2 separate regions of the Homo sapiens genome follow, and region 2 is linked to region 1. A link is a loop called in an ENCODE intact Hi-C map of the cell type or tissue named here. Cell type or tissue: HCT116. All regions are shown on one strand.

Region 1 (8,000 bases):
TGCCCGCAGGATCATGCCAGGGCCTCAGTGCTTGGGTGGGGGCCATGCATCCAGTTCAGAGGCCAGCATCCAGGGAGGGTGCCAGGTCGCTCGGCTGTTCGGATGTTGTCACAGGGGAACCTGCTGGCTTCCGTCCCTGTGAATGAGGCTTCATGTCAGGTACAGTCTTTTGGCCAGGAATGAGGGCATGAGCGAGTGAGCTGCCAGGTCTGTGTCCGAGGACCCTGAGCCCAGCCAGGAGCATCGCGGGGAGTGTGGAGAGATTGTCTGGGAGTGGCTATAGGGTTTAGGAAGTCTTTTGAGGGCCTGTCAAGATGGCCAGGACTGGCAGGCGGGGCAGGGTGGCAAAGGTGGCCTCAGAGAGGAGGAGAGTGAGCCCGGCAGGCTGGGGGCGACCCTGCAGGCGGAGCCCCCTCCTTGGGGCTCCTAGTGCCCCAGGCCCCACTGTGGGAGTCCTGCTCCGCACCCACTTTGTAGAGTGGCTGGGGAGAGACGGAGGGAGAGACGGAGACCCCTGGAGGCCCCATGCTCCCTCTTGGCGGCATCAAGGCTACACCAGGACTCTCTCCTCTGGCTGGCAGGAGTGTCCAGGAGGGGCTGGCCCTGCTGCTGGTAGATCCTCCTCCCAACCCAGACGGAGGGAGGGTGGCAGCCCCCACCCCTGCAAGCTCTTTCTTTCCTTTTCCCAAAGTTGAAGCTTCTCCTGGTGCCTCAGCAGCAACCCCTTCACCAGCCCCGTCCGCTGCCCGCAATGTTGGTGGAGTAAGGAGATGAGGCCCGTGCAGAGCCGGGGGAGCCCCTGGGGGGTCTCTAAGCTGAACAGGCCTCTTTGACATCATTACATAAGCCGTCACATTGTCACAGGCCACGGCCAGGAGTTGTAAATACTCGGGGAAAAGCCCTCTTTGTTATGAGGTTCTGGGATGTGAGACCTTGCAGCTTTTACTGCTCAGGATTAAAGGAAGCCAGGCCTGCGGGGAAGTGCGGCCGCTCCCAGCACCGGCCCTCGCCTTTGTCGGTGCTTTTTATGACTGCACACGTGGGTTTCCAGGCGGGAGCTGGGGGTTCCCTGGCCTGGGACCCAGCAGGCACTGGCGGCAGCTGGCGGGGCCCCTGATCCTCACGGACTTCCTCCTCCCTCCGCTGTCTCCCCGGCCTCCCTGGGCTTTCCAGGAGAGCCGTCCACGCCTGCTGTGGGAGGAAGACGCTTTCCTGAGGCAGGGGCCAGGCAGCTTCTGTTGGCGCCTGGAACAGCTTCCGCTCATCGCTTCTGGCGGCACACACTGCGGAGGTGAGACTGCAAATGCCGCCCGCCCCACGTGGTGCAGGCTGAGTGCTCTGGTGTTTGTCCAAGCTGTTCCAAGCCCAGGAGGTCGGACTCTCACCGTCGTCTTGGTGATGGCAACGCTGTGTCCTGCCCCACCTCGTGGCTGCCCCCACCTGTACCGGTGAGACCTGAGGGTACGGGTGGGGTGGATCCTGCCATTCCCAAGGGCTAAGTCCTGAGACCCTTTTGAAACCCCGTTTGAAAAGGTGACAATAGCGTATGGCTTCCCGCACCAAGTGCACACAGTACACTAGCGACAGGCACAAAGGCAACATGAAACGGGCTGCTCTGTGCTCGGGTGTCGCAGAAGCACGGGCCAGAGAGCCGGTGGCTGCCCAGGACCAAAGGGACCCACATCGACCTGCTGGGCACTGGGGCCTAGAGAGTGACCAGAGCGTGATTAGAAGAGGCCGGATCACAGGGAGCCCCAGTCCACTGAACCACATCCAGAAGGTAGAAAGGTAAGAAGGCCATGAACCCCTGCTGAAAAGAAGACACCACTGCCCTCCCTGTCCCCATCCTGGGGCACGAACAGGGTGGTGCGTCCTGAGCACTGAGGAGGTGCTGGTGGCAGAGGCACAGTGATGGGCAGGGAGCAAAGGATGTGGATTTCTAGGTGACGGGTCGCTGCGCCTCGTTAAAGGGTGGCCATCTGGGGGAGAAGCAGCTCTAAGGACCCCAGCATGGCCTGTGGACTGGAGGCTGCCAGGCACTGGCCTACACCACACTGGGTGCCGCAGGTCTGGGAGGAGACCGGACGTGCAGGGACGAAGCTCCTGAGACAGTGGTGGCCTCTCCGCCACTGGCCTCAGAGTGGGGGTGGGTGGGGGTCCTGGGTCTTAGGGAGAGTGAGAGCCCCAGCCGGGGTGCACTCACTGGTTCATTCCCGAGGCCCAGGAGCTGGAGCTGGAACTGAGGGGCCCAGGAGGCTCAATTGTTTTTAAATTCTGTTTTTACAAGGAGCGTGAGATTTATAGGCTCCGGAGGGGAAGAAAATGATGTAACTCGAGTCAATCAACAGCCCGTTTATTCCGGGCCTGTTTCCCCTCGCTCTGAGCTCCCAGGCCACTGCTATACACTCGGCTTTGACAGAAAACCACTGCCACCCACACACACACGTGCACATGCTCACACACACACGTGCACACCCACTCTCACACACACAGTGTGCACAGCACACACACACAGTGCACTCACACACAAACATGTTCACCCACACATTGTGCATATCACAATCACACAGAGCCGCACACATATGTGCAGCCTCACACACGTGCACTCCCCACACACACACGACCTCCAAACACTCTCACACACATCTGCACTCACACACAAACGTACGCACTCACACACACATGCACCCCCACACAAATATACAGTCTCATGTACATACATGCATGCCAAACATACACGCATATGTGTGCCCTTTACACACGTGCTCCTACAAACACAAACACATATATGCACCCACACACAAATGCACACACTCACACACGGACCCACACACAAATGCACACATGTACACATGTGCACCTACACACACGCACGCACACTTGCACAGCACACACGTGCACACATACACAAACACACATTGTGCACACCGCACACATGTACGTCACACATACACATGTACACCCACACAAAGCACACACACGTGCACCCACACACACACGTGCACCCACACATTGGGCACATCACAATCACACATACATACACATATGTGTGGCCTCACATACATGTGCAACCCCCCAGAAACGTGACCTCCAAACACTCTCACACACATTTGCACTCACACACAAACGTACATACACACACACATGCACCCCCACACAAATATACAGGCTCATGCATGCCCACAAACACACATATGTACCCTTCACACATGTGCCCCCCACAAACACAAACACATGTGCACCCACACACAAATGCATACACTCACAAATGCACACACTCACAGAGACCCACACACAAATGCACATAGTCACACACAGACCCACACACAAATGTACACACACACACGGACCCACACACAAATGGACACACTCACATATGTGTACTGCCACACTCACATACACATAAATATTCACATGCATATTTACCCCCACGCGTGTGTGCACACATGCTCCCCCATCAGCCCACCCGGGGTTAAGTTATCTCTGAGGGAGCTTCCACACACACCTCAGATTCCCCTCTCCCAACTTCTCCGATCCCTCTGTTCCTCTTCCTTTGTGAAAGTCCCCTGGTCTTGCACAAATCACACCCACGCAGCTCCCATGGTAAGTGATGAGGGCAAACCACAGTGTCCAGGCTCTATCCCTCGCAGAGGACACGAGTCAGGCTCCATGAGGAAGGGCACGCGTTTCGTCTCCCTCGGGTGCTTGGGACAGCCATGTGCCTGGCTGGGGGCTGGATCAAGTGGGCAGGGAGGGCGTGCCAGCCCCCTCCCTCAAAACCACCATCCTCCCCAGGACCTGAGCTAGCCAGGCTCCTCTCAGAGGACTTGGCTGGAGCCCCAGCTGAGCAGGTGTAGCTCAGAAGCTCTTCCTGCCACAGCAGCAGCTGGGCTGTGTGAGCAGGGCCTCTGAGTCACCTCTGCCTGGAGATCGATGGAGATCAAAGAACTTGGCCTTATCTCAGGAGGACCTTTGTGCGGGGCCAAGGGGGTGGGTTCAGCAGGAAGGCACTGGGCTTTCCAACAGCGTGAGAGTTTTCCTTAAATAGGCAGGTCCACATTGTTGATTCCTCCTCTCTGCCCCTCTCTGTGTCCGGGGGACAGATGCAGACTTTGTGCCCTGAGACGATAATAACAGTGACCTGGGTCACCTGGGAAATGATCTGTTCTCCAAGAACCCGGGAGGCAGCCAGCACACAGGCCCTTCACCCCACCTGCTGCCTGTGACTGCACCTGGGAGGCAACCCTGGGCACACAGCCTTTGCAGAGACCAAGCCCCACATTCTCACTCACATACACCTGCATGTTCACACCAGTGTGTGCACGTGTGCATACACACACACGCACACACACACACATCTACTCTTGAGTTGGACCATGAAAATCCCAATGCGTCACAGTGAAATTCCTAGGAACCTGTAGGGTTTGGTCCTTCACAGACATCAGTCTCTTTTCCTGTCACAGCCCACTGTGTGTGTCTTATAATTTGGCACATGTGTGTTCTTATTTCGGTGCTGCAATACAGCTAACAAACAGTAGAGGGCAGGCGTAGGTGTACACCCTGCCCGGTTCTATATCCAGGAACAAGGAAGTAAGTCTCTTCAAGAGGCCACACCTGGTAGGTGTGGCCACCAGGCCCAGGCACTGTTTTCTAGGGAATGCTCTCTTCAGAGTCACCCACCATGTGTAGCCAATGGCTGGCTGACTATGACAATAGTCGTCCCTGGGACACAGCTGTGAGCCCCAGAGGCTGGAAGGCCAATTTGCCCAACATGGCTGGTCCTGGCTTGTCTAACTACCTGCAAGTATGGGCAGAAAAGGCACCAAAACTCTTTGGGGAAGCCGGCTAAAGCCATGGGAGGAGCGCCTACCTGCTGGTGAACAATGGCTTCCAGGGCTGTGTGGGTGGCTGGGTGGCACAGAGGAAAGAGCCCCAGATTGGAGGCCAGCAGACCTGGGCTGAGCCTTCTGGGGAAGTTAGTGGACCCCTAGGCTTCGATTTCCCCAAGCAGCCAGCAAAGGGGTAGATTAGAGGAGAGAGGAGCGCCTGACGCCTCCACGCTCTCCTTCCATCCCTGAAGCCAGGGGCCACTGGTGAGATATTGATCCACAGCCTCAGCCTGGGAGGGCCTCTCCCCTCTCAATCCCCTGGCCCCCAGCCTGGTCTGATGGCCTCAGGCTTCTCTCTCAGCTCTACCGGACCAGGAGGCAAGGCATGTTCCCCATCACCCTGCATATCTGCCCCCCTGCCCCAAACACTGACCCGCTCATGGTGGAGAAGGCCAAACATTTTGGAATAAATACCCAAGGACGTCAGAATAAAACAGTGACCTTTTTGCCCTTCCAATGTTGAGCCTTGGTGCCAGCTCCTAATCTCTCCCTTGACCTTCAGAAGGGAGAGGAGGATCCCATACTTTAGACCCAATGATCCCTCACATCAAAGCCCTCTCCTAGCTCCCCATCCCTGCCGGGCAGCAGGGAGCCCTGGGCTGTACCCTTTGGAGCTGGCTGGACCTCCAGCCTCAGCAGTCCCCACTCATGCCAGACGACCTCTGAAAAGTGTTTTTGCTCCCTGGGTTCTGAAAAAAAATTCTCCTCCTGACTCAGCAACAACCCCTGCACAGACAGTCTGAGCAGGACTCACTGGGCTGGAGTTTCTGGATGTCACTCTAAATGTCACGCCATGTTTGTAGCCATTTGCAGCATTAAAAATGTAAATGAATTAATTACAGAGCTCAGGGGCCTTTATTTTACACTCACAGTTGCGCTTTTCCTAGGAAAGTGGGGAGAGTCCTGGCAGCAAGCTCAACTCCTTTGGCGTTTTTATTACTTTTTATTGTTACAAATCTTTCAATAGGCAGGGGGAAAAGCCCTCCTTTTTGGCATGCCTTAGTCATCCAGATGATGCTGGGGGGATAAGTTCATTTCTGTGACTTGCAATTTGGAAATGTGGTTGCTGAGATTTGCTACCTTAGGGAAAGTTCAAAGGTCATGAGGGTTTGTCTGACAAGGACACAGCAGTGTCTCATGTTGGAAAATAAATTAGACAGATAGATAATTGATAGATACATAGACAGATGAGTGATAGATGATCAATCGACTGATAGATGATCAATAGATAGCTAATTGATAGATGGATAATCAATTGATAGATAATCAACAATCAATAGATGGTAGAAAAATAATCAATTGATAATCAATCAACAGATGATAGGATGTGTTGAGGCTTCCTTTCCCACATTTTCTGGTTTAAATTGTAGAAGAATAAGAATAACAACAGAAATGACATGGAAAAAAGCGAATTTGAACCAGATCACAATTTTCTTAAAAAAGAAAAACAACCAACACCACCCAAACTCCTCAAGAATCGTCACAAGTTGGAGGGAGCTGTAGGTTAAGAACCCGATGGGACACAGCAGAAAGGAGCTCGGAAGACCTTCTTAATACAGTTATTAAAAGTCCTATACGTGTCTTCCCTTGTCATTGAATTTCACCACACAATTTAAGGAAAGCCACACAAAAAAAAACTTGCAGTAAAAAACTGGGGTATAATTTTCTTCAATCAACTCCGGCTCATGACTGCAATTACCCCGAACCCTTTGCGAGGCTCGCTGTGATGCTCCGGGGACAGGCCTCGGAGCCGCCGTGGGTGGCTTCCTTTCATGTGCCTCTCAAACCCTTCTTTATTGTGAGGTTTCAAATTAGCGCTAGCAGCAATGAGCAAATTTGATAATTCGATCTCAAATTAGTTAATGTAATGTGCCAGTAACCACTAACTAGTGCATTACAAAGAGGAAAATGTATCTTTTTGGAGTTGGGATATGAAGTTAACCAGCCTGTCATTTTGCCTTTGGAAACTTTTCTGGGTCTCTATTAAAAGGGAGTAATCCTATAAGAAATGTGCATCCTCACGGCGCTGGTGGTGTCCGGAGGAGGAGGGGACACTCATGGGCAGGCTCCGGGCTGGGGCACCCACGCACGCCCAATGGCTGCCCTCAGACGGCTTCCCAGGAGCGGTTGTGTCTGGAGGCCAGGGCCGCTCAGAGGCCCGGGCGGAGCCAAGAGGCAGGAGGGATCCGGCCCACGTGATGGCTTTGCTTTCAGAAGTCAGGCACTGAGAGGGAGTGGGGTCTGGATGGAAGGAGGGCGCTGCTAGAAACCCAAAGATCCCCAGACCTGGAGACTTCCGACGGCCTCATGCCGGACACCAGGACCCTGACGGCACGCCCGCACTCCTGCTTAGTGAGGAAGCCAGCATCGTGCAGCGGCTGCTGGACAGAAGGCATACTCGTTAGTCCGTCCTTGTCAGCTGGGGCTCGCTGCAGCCTCGGTGAGGGCCCAGCTGGGAATGTCCTTGCCCTCATCTCCTCCCTGTCACTTCTCCCAGGTAAGAGACAGTAAGGTCTCCAAGGTCCCTTGTTTAGGTCATAGGAGCAGACAGCAAAGATGCAAACATCCCTCGTACCAAGCGGCAAGAAAGAAATCATCCTCACACTGGTCACACTGTCCAACCACAGCAGATGATGGGCGCGTCTGTGGACAACCTCGAGACCACGTAGGGCGCTGTCATTACGTATGTCATTGCTTCTTGGCTACACTGTGTCAATGTTTTCTGGCTACACTGAGTCCCTGCTTCTTGCTTACCCTGATACTGCTTCCTGGCTACCCCATGTCACTGCTTCCTGGCCACCCTGTGACACTGAAACCTGGCTATACTGTGTCAATGTTTTCTGGCGACCTCCTGTCAATGCTTCTTAGCTACACTCTGATCGGCTTCCTGGCTACATTGTATCATTACTTCCTGGCTCCACTGTGTCACTGTTTCCTGCCTATTTTGTGTCACTGTTTCCTGTCTACCCTGTGTCACTGTTTCCTGGTTACACCATGTCAATGTTTCCTGTCTACCCTGTGTCACTGCAGTCACTGTTTCCTGCCTACACCGTGTCACTGTTTCCTGGCTCCACTATGTCACTGTTTCCTGTCTACCCTGTGTCACTGTTT
Region 2 (8,000 bases), 310 kb after region 1:
TCCCTCTCTTCTTTCCTTCTGTGGTGCCCAGAGCAGTGGCCAGCAGGGGTGGTCTCAGGAGAGTGGCGGCTCCAGCCTCCCTGGCCAGGGGATGAGCCCCACCTAGGCACACAATGGCTGCAGAGGTGGCCTCTCACCTGGGACAGGTGTGGCAGGAACCTGAGATGGAGGTTTGGGAATATTGGGTTCTGGATGCTAAAAAGACAAGGGCCCTCCCTGCAGCAGCTTCCAGGGCTCTGTGACTTGCTCCCCGACTGCAGGCTGGGCTAGAAAATGCAGACCCCAGGACTGCCTCCCTTGTGGGGTGTCAAGTAGGTGCCACCCATGAGGGTGGGCTAAGCCCTGGGGCCCAAGACCACACCTCAGTGGCATTATCCACATGCAGCCAGATGCTGGTGGACTGCTCTGCATGGTGCCCAGAGATGGGCTGCTGCCATTGAGGGCATCCTCACAAAATCACACAGCCTGGGGACTTCGGCAGCAGCCGCTGACCTCTCACGGTTCTGAGCCTGGGAGTCTGAGATCAGGCCCAACACCGGGGGGTCTGTGAGGGTCATCTCTGACTGTGTCCTCAGTGGCAGAGAGGGAAGGGGCTCTGGTCTCATTCTCTTCTCACAAGGACCCTAATCACCTCCCAAAGGCCCCATCTCCTGACCCCACCACACTGGGTGTTAAACGGCTTCACAGAGGACAGCAGGGGAACATTCAGTCCACATGGGACTGGCCCTCTTCAGCTCTCCGTGCAGAGGCCTGGAGTGAGGCTCATGGGCAAGGTGGCCGAGGCTCGAGTGCCAGTGCAGCCCCAAGGCGCTCACGAGCGTGCACATCCTCAGGTGAGCTCTGCTCAGTCATCAGCATTATGAGTACTGTTGTTATTTTCCAATGCAGGGGCTCGGCGCTTCCCCTGGCCAGGACTCAGTGCCTCGCTGCAGGGCCGGGGGAGCATCCAACCCTGGAGTAGGGGAGGAGGAGAGTGAGCCCAGACACTGCCAAGCTACCAGGCACCTCTGCCCTGGAGGAACACAGGCAGGAGGGTGGTGGGAGGACCAGGCTGCAGGGACACTAAGTCTGGAGGCTGGGCAGTGCCTTTGCTCGCCTGCCAGGGACAGGGTGGCATCAGCGCACAGGGCAGCCTCACTCCTCTGGACTTGGAAATATTTTGCTCTGTGCACACATGTGCTGGGGGGTGTGGGAGCCAGGCCCCTCCTGTGTCCCGTCCATAGCAGGTGAAGCTGGAGCAGGCTTGAGGCTGGCCGGGCAAGGCCACAGGCATACGGGGGCTGAGGGATGAGAACAGCCTCTGCCCATGCCCATCTCCCTCCGGAGAGCACTGCTCGCATTTGTATTGACTTTCAAGGGGAACTGGGCTTTGACCTGGAGCATTGGCGCTGAGCACCGTGTGAGGTGCCGGGAAGCCCCCTCCCGGCCCCGCTTGCTGCTCCAGTGTCACTGCGGTTACCCTGGGTCAGGCGCATCCCCCACGTGTCCCTGCCCCTCCTCCTCCGAGCGAGTGTGTGGAGTGCAGTGCTGCTCTTCTGAACAGCTGCTCAGTGACCTGTTGTCTGCGTTGCCCACTTTATTAGACCAACCCCTATTGAGGTATTTCCATTTAATAATTGTTCAATTATTGAGGTTTTTCTGTTTTTTCTTTTTTCTGTTACAAGCGAAGCGCCGTCAATCGCATTGCGCGCCCACCTGCATATGCTTGCCGTGTACTTTGGGGCTGCACCTGAACTCAGGGCTGGTCCATCCAGGGGTGCACGTGCTCACAACATGGACAGAAACTGGCAGAAAAATGTTCCCAGCTTCCTCCTTCCCCTTCCCAGGGTCCAACACCCCATATGTGAAGAACCATGGGACAATTCCTCAAAGGGTCACTTTCCTCCCAAGGTCTTCTAAAATCTCCACACGAAAACTCAAGGGCTAATGGAGGGGTGGATTCTGGCAGCCGATGCACCCATGTCCTGGGGCTGCCGGAAGCACGTGCTGCAAACTCAGCAGTGGAAACAACAGAAATTCATCCTCCCGCAGTTCTGGAGACCGGAAGTCCAACATCAGGGTGTGGATGGGGCCGCCAGCCTCTGAGGGCACTGGGCAGGTCCCTGCTCCAGGCCCGGCTCCTGGTGTCTGGGGCTCCTGGGCTGTGGTGGCATCGCTCTAGTCGGCCCTGTCTATGCCTCTGCATCTGGGTTCTCCTTCTCCCAAGGACACCAGTCCTTTTGGGTTAGGGCCCACCTCAATGACCTCATCTTGCCTTGATCATCTGCAAACACCCTATTTGGTCCTATTCCCAGGTACTGGGGGCTAGGACATGAATATGTGCATTTTAGAGGGGGCCGGAGTTCAGCAGGTGCTGCCTGCCCGCTGGGAACCGGCTGTGTTTGTGCGCAGCAAGCAGCGGCACTCCCCGCCTTGGGGATCCAGGTGACAGCGTAGCACCCAGTGAGAGGCGGGAGCCTGGTGGGCATTTCAGGAGAGGCTGCTGCATGTGGAGCAGAGAAGGAGGGGCCATGGCCCTCTCCAGCCACATTGGGAGTTACTCTCCAGGCCTCTCCGGCCAGGTAGGGAGTTATTCCACGCTTCAGCAGCTTAAGACAAGTGTTTCTCATCTCATGTTTCTGAGGGCCAGGAATCTGGGTACAGCTTGTGTGGGTGCCTTTGAGTCTCAGGTCCTGATGAGGCTGCAGCTAAGCTGTGGGCAGGGCCTGCCGTCTCATCTGAAGATTCAATGGGGAGTGAGAGGGGAGTTTGGCCTCCAAGCTCTCATCTAGCCATTGTCCGGCCTTGGTGTCTTGCCACATCGGCCTCTCCAGGTAGCTTCATACATGGCATCGGCTTCCCTTGGGGGGACTAGACCGAGAGAGAGACAGAGACAGAGAGAGAGACACAAACAGAGAGAGGAGGAGGGGGTGAGAGACAGAGACAGAGAGAGACACAGAGACAGAGGAGAAGGGAGAGAGAGACAGAGACAGCAAAAGAGACAGAGACAGAGAGACAGAAAGGAAGAGGGAAACAGAAAGCTAGAGCAAAAGGTGGGGAGAGAGACAGAAGGAGGAGGCGGCCAGCCAACGCAGAGGCCAGGGCCTCGCCAGAACCCTCTCTGGGAAGCAGCGTCACCCGTGCTGCTCTCCACCCATCAGAAGCACGCTGGTCAGCCCAGCTGAGGGGCAGAAGTCACCCAAACGAGATGGCACATCGAGGGCCGTCTTGGAGCTCCCCTGGACAGGGCATAGGCCAGGTCCCCAGGACTGAGGTGCAGAGTCACCCCGTGGGAGCTCCCACCCAATTCCAGCCACTCCGGCCCAGTTTCCTCGGCTGTCAGCAGGGACAGTGCTGTCAGCCAGTGTCCAGGCAGGGCTGGGGACTGAGCCCTCCACGCACGGCCTTTTGGGGAGTGTGGCCCTGGTGGCACGGGACAGGTGGCAGGGGCACCCGGCAGGGCTCCTGAGAGATTGAGCGGGGGGCGCTCTCCCTGCTTCAAACCACGATTTCCACCCAGTTCCTCATTCTTCAGCATCGCAGGTCCTGATGTGCGACGTCCGGAAGGAACTGGGTCTTTCTCTGCCCCCGCCTCCGGGGAGAAGCCCGGCTTCCCTGTCCCAGGAGCCCAGACCCAGGCGGGTCCCGCGGGAGCGCCGCGTGGGGCCCTCAAAAGAGAGGCTTTCTCGCCCCCTGCCGGCGCGTGGTGGGACTGCCACGGGCCTGGGGAGGCGGCGGGGTGGGGGCGGTGGGGATGCGGGGACAAAGCTGGCTTGTTAATTTCACAGAGAGGCAGGACCATGGAGGAGGGAATAAAAGTCAATGTTTGCTAAATAAGGGGGAAGAATCGCCCCGCCTCGGTGGGGAAAAGGTTTGCTTTCAAGTATATCAAAGCGATTACCCGGAGGAAGGCCAGGCAGAATGAGTGTGTGTGCAGGGGGCCAGCGCTCGTTTTCCCAGCGCTCCCAGCGCGGCCTGCAAATGCGCTCCCCCCGACTGGACACAGCCGAGCTTTTGGTTTTAAATAGTTTATAACATTTCAGATGCAGCTTCTAAGTCAGCAGTCCCAGGAGACGCCGAACAGACTTCTACACTTAGCCAGTGATAAATAACCGGGAGAACACAGGGCCCGGAAGGATCCAGATTTAATTCAAAGAATTTAAAATCGAACGTTGAAAGAGCGCTTTGCATTCATGAGGCGTGCTCACTTCCAGCTGGAGAAAGAAAAGGCCTTGTGTTCGGGGGAGAGGCAGGAGAGCTAACCTTTCTGCCATGTGCCTGCCGCTTCCAGCCGGCTCGCCGACATTTTTCATCTGCAAATGGCAGGCGTCGTTTCTGGAAGCCGACACGAGGAGAGATTTATCATCTCTGCGGAGTTTCGGCTCCAGGTGGAAGGATTTGCCTCCACGGCGAGGTTGCCGCCTAGCCAGCCCGGACGGGGAGGGAAGGTCCTGCCCCTTCTCTGTGGACACCTCTCTGGTTTCCAGATGGAAGTGCTCCCAGCAGAAGCCGTTGCCCGCTGCAGGCCCTGGGCTGTGTCCTGGATGACCGTGCACGTGCTGCCGGCCCGGGGCCGCCTGGCCTCTGTCACGGGTGGGGCACATCAGGGGCTGGATGGCCGGCCCAACACGCCCCACACAGCCAAGGCCATCTGAGGAGGGGGCTCCCGGCCGAACTGCCCCCTTCCCGCCTGCTGCTCCCCCTCATTCCAGAAATCAGGACCCTGGTTGGGCCCCAAAATACTGGAATTGCGGCTCCTTCGGGCCTGCGAATCCACGTTCAGTTTTGAAGGATCTGCGCACCTGGGTGTACCAGGTTGAACAATGTCCACCCAGAACCTTAGGAATTACTTTATCTGGAAATAGGGTCTTTGCAGATGTAACAAGGTAGGTTGGAATGTGGCCATACCGGATTACGGTGGGCCCCACACCCAACGACTTCTGTCCCAGAAGAGACACACGGAGAGAATGCCACGTGACAAGGAGGCAGAGATGGCAGTGAGGTGCGGGCAAGCCCAGGAACTCCAGGGATGGCTGGCCACAAGCGGGGAGGAGGCAAGGACCGATTCTGCCCAGAGTCTCAGAGGGAGCAGGGCCCTGACCACACCTCAGTTTGGGACGTCTGGTTTCCAGACCATGAGAGCATAGTGACACAGAAAGCCCATCCGTGTCAGGCTAGCATTTTCCAGATCCTGTTTTAAACAGCCACAGAAAATGAATGAAGTATGTTCATCAGAGCCACAGATCGATTGTCAGAACTTTTCTTAGGCTGTGAAGCTTCAACATGTTCCACCTCTCTGCTGTATCCCTACTTGACATGGTTTGGCTGTGTCCCCACCCAAATCTCATTTTGAATTGTAGTTCCCATAATTCCCTCATGTCATGGGAGGGACCTGGTGGAAGGTAATTGAATCATGGGGGTGGGTCTTTCCTGTGCTGTTCTCGTGATAGTGAATAAGTCTCAAGAGATCTGAAGGTTTTATAAAGGGGAGTTCCCCTGAGCACACTCTCTCTTGCCTGCCACCATGTAAGACATGGCTTTCTCCTCTTTTGCCTTCTGCCAAGATTGTGAGGCTTCCCCAGCCATGTGGAACTGTGAGTCCATTAAACCTCCTTTTCTTTTCTTTCTTTTTTTTTTTGAAAGAGTCTCTCTCTGTTGCCCAGGCTGAGGTGCAGTGGCATGATCTCAGCTCCCTGCAGCCTCCACCTCCTGGGTTCAAGCGATTCTCCTGCCTCAGCCTCCTGAGTGGCTGGGATTACAGGCATGTGCCACCAAGCCCAGCTAATTTTTGTGGTTTTTTTTTTGAGACAGAGTCTTGCTCTCTCGCCCAGGCTGGAGTGCAGTGGCGCAATCTCGGCTCACTGCAAGCTCCGCCTCCCGGGTTCACGCCATTCTCCTGCCTCAGCCTCCCAAGTAGCTGGGACTACAGGTGCCCGCCACTATGCCCAGCTAATTTTTTGTATTTTTAGTAGAGACAGGGTTTCACTGTGTTAGCCAGGATGGTCTCGATCTCCTGACCTTGTGATCCTCCTGCCTCGGCCTCCCAAAGTGCTGGGATTACAGGCATGAGCCACCGTGCCCAGCCCTTAATTTTTGTGTTTTTAGTAGAGATGGGGTTTCACCATGTTGGCCAGGCTGGTCTTGAACTCCTGGGCTCAGGTGATCTGCCCGCCTCTGCCTCCCAAAGTGCTGGGATTACAGGCGTGAGCCACCGTGCCCAGCCCCTTTTCTTTATAAATCACCCAGTCTCAGGTATGTCTTTAATAGCAGCATGAAAACAGACAAATGCACTACCTTTCCACAGTTCTGCTCTGAGGTGGCCCTTGGGTGCTCTGAGCCCCACAGATCCCCTTCTTCAACCAGCTTTCCCTGTGACCTCCCACTGTCCACTGTCCACAGAGAGAAAACCACACTTGCCAACTCACCTTTTAGAAATTATCCACTTTCCCTCTTGCTGGCTGTTATTCTTTTTAAGAGGACCTGCAGGGCATCTGAGTGGAAGATACCACAAAGGCAACTGCTAGTCTCAGACTTCACTCCCAGCTTGAATGATGGAGGCCTTGGAGAGTCTCTGGGGAGAAGTGGAGGCTGGGGGTTTGGGGGCACTGGGCAGCTGAGAAGGTGGGCTCCCCACATAAGTAGATCTCAGCCTCACATTGCAGCTCATTATCTCTCCCCCAGAGACATCTCAGTGGAAAGCCCATCCATGTCAGGCTTGTATTTTCAGGTTCTGGGTACCCGGCAACCGATTTAAGATTTTAGGAGGTGGGGATAAGATTTCTCTAGAAACAAACCCATCATTTGCCTTATCAAGTGGCAGAAGGAGACATTTCAGGCTCCCCACCCAGCTTCTGAGGATCTGCCATTTCCAGGGACCATGCTTCCACCTCTAGAGGGGGAGGCAGCTCCAGCAGGGCCACATGTGGGGACTCTGTGACAGATGAGGTGGCCATTCTGTTGGAGGGGATGGAAGGACACTGTTCCGAGGAAGAGCCACATGTGAGCCAAGCTGAGCCACTCCAAGGAGCCGGCATTGCCTGTTGGAGCTTTGCATCATCCCCTAACTTTTTGCCCAGGGGCGCCATGCTCTGGGCCTCCTATGTGAGCAGTCAATAATTACCTTTCTCTTGAGGGATTCTGCCAATAACAGCTGTGGAGCAGCTGGTCCAGCTCCGTCATCCCACAGGAGGTGGGCATGGAAGGCTGGGCCAGGACATACCTCCTCCTTCTGAGTCTGCACACTCGGCTCCACGCAGTCACTCAGAGTCCAGGGGATGGGTACCATTGTGTTGTCCATGAGACAGATGTGGGAGGATCCTGCCTCTGCTTAAGTGACACATGTCACTTCTGCTCACACCTCATCAGGACGAGTCACATGGCCAAACCCACCTGTGTAGAAACCAGGAAGTGTGGGCGAGCAGAGAGCCAGCCTGGTGCACAGTCCTGAGCCTGCCCCACATGGGCTTGCCTGATTCCGTGGGACATGTCTATATAGCATATTTCTCCTTGTTCATCTGAAATTCAAATTTAACTGGGTGTCTTAGGCCATTCTTGCATTGCTATAAAGAAATACTCAAGACTGGGTAATTTATAAAGAAAAGAGGTTTAACTCATTCATGGCTCTGCAGACTTTACAGGAAGCATGGTGCTGGCATCTTCTCAGTTTCTGGGAAGACCTCAGGAAGCTTACAATCATGGCAGAGGGCAAAGGGGGAGCAGGCATGGCACATGGTGAAAGCAGGAGAAAGTGAGGGGCTGGAGGGGTGCCACACACTCTGAAATGACCAGATCTCATGTGAACTCAAAGCAAGAGCTCACTCATCACCAAAGGGATGGTCCAAGGCATTCATGAGGGATCCTCCTCCATGACCCAATCACCACCCATCAGGCCCCACCTCCAAGACTGGGGATTACATTTCAACATGAGATTTGGGTGGGGCCTTAAATTTAAACTATGTAAGTCCACCCCTGACCCCTCCACAATCTCATGCCCTTCTCACATTGCAAAATATAATCATGCC

What was found. Hi-C counts contacts between places; a loop is a spot of excess contacts. Peaks named below come from ENCODE experiments on the same cell type or tissue, not always from the same donor. Only the 100,000 strongest peaks of a DNase experiment are listed, where the experiment ranks them.
Region 2: it touches region 1 in a loop (8-fold over the local background); 7 of 110 quality-filtered maps call a loop at or near these places.

What each region holds. Positions count from the first base shown.
Region 1 is chr1:3,316,672-3,324,671 of GRCh38, reverse strand. All of the region lies in intron 3 of PRDM16 (PR/SET domain 16), which reads right to left. It overlaps LOC105378604 (a long non-coding RNA gene), which reads left to right and starts at 1,175. Exons shown (of 3, transcript NR_188664.1): 1 at 1,175-1,788. RefSeq lists enhancers at 3,221-3,839, 4,540-5,039, 5,040-5,541. In HCT116, a CTCF peak has its summit at 4,517 (motif pointing right); DNase peaks (open chromatin) are centred at 3,911 and 4,591; H3K4me3 peaks cover 892 bases; H3K27ac peaks cover 1,409 bases.
Region 2 is chr1:3,008,330-3,016,329 of GRCh38, reverse strand. No RefSeq gene overlaps it. Among named protein-coding and RNA genes, the nearest start is that of ACTRT2, 9.1 kb to the left of the region's middle. RefSeq lists enhancers at 250-419, 782-1,545. In HCT116, a CTCF peak has its summit at 3,673 (motif pointing left); no DNase peak of the experiment used is centred here.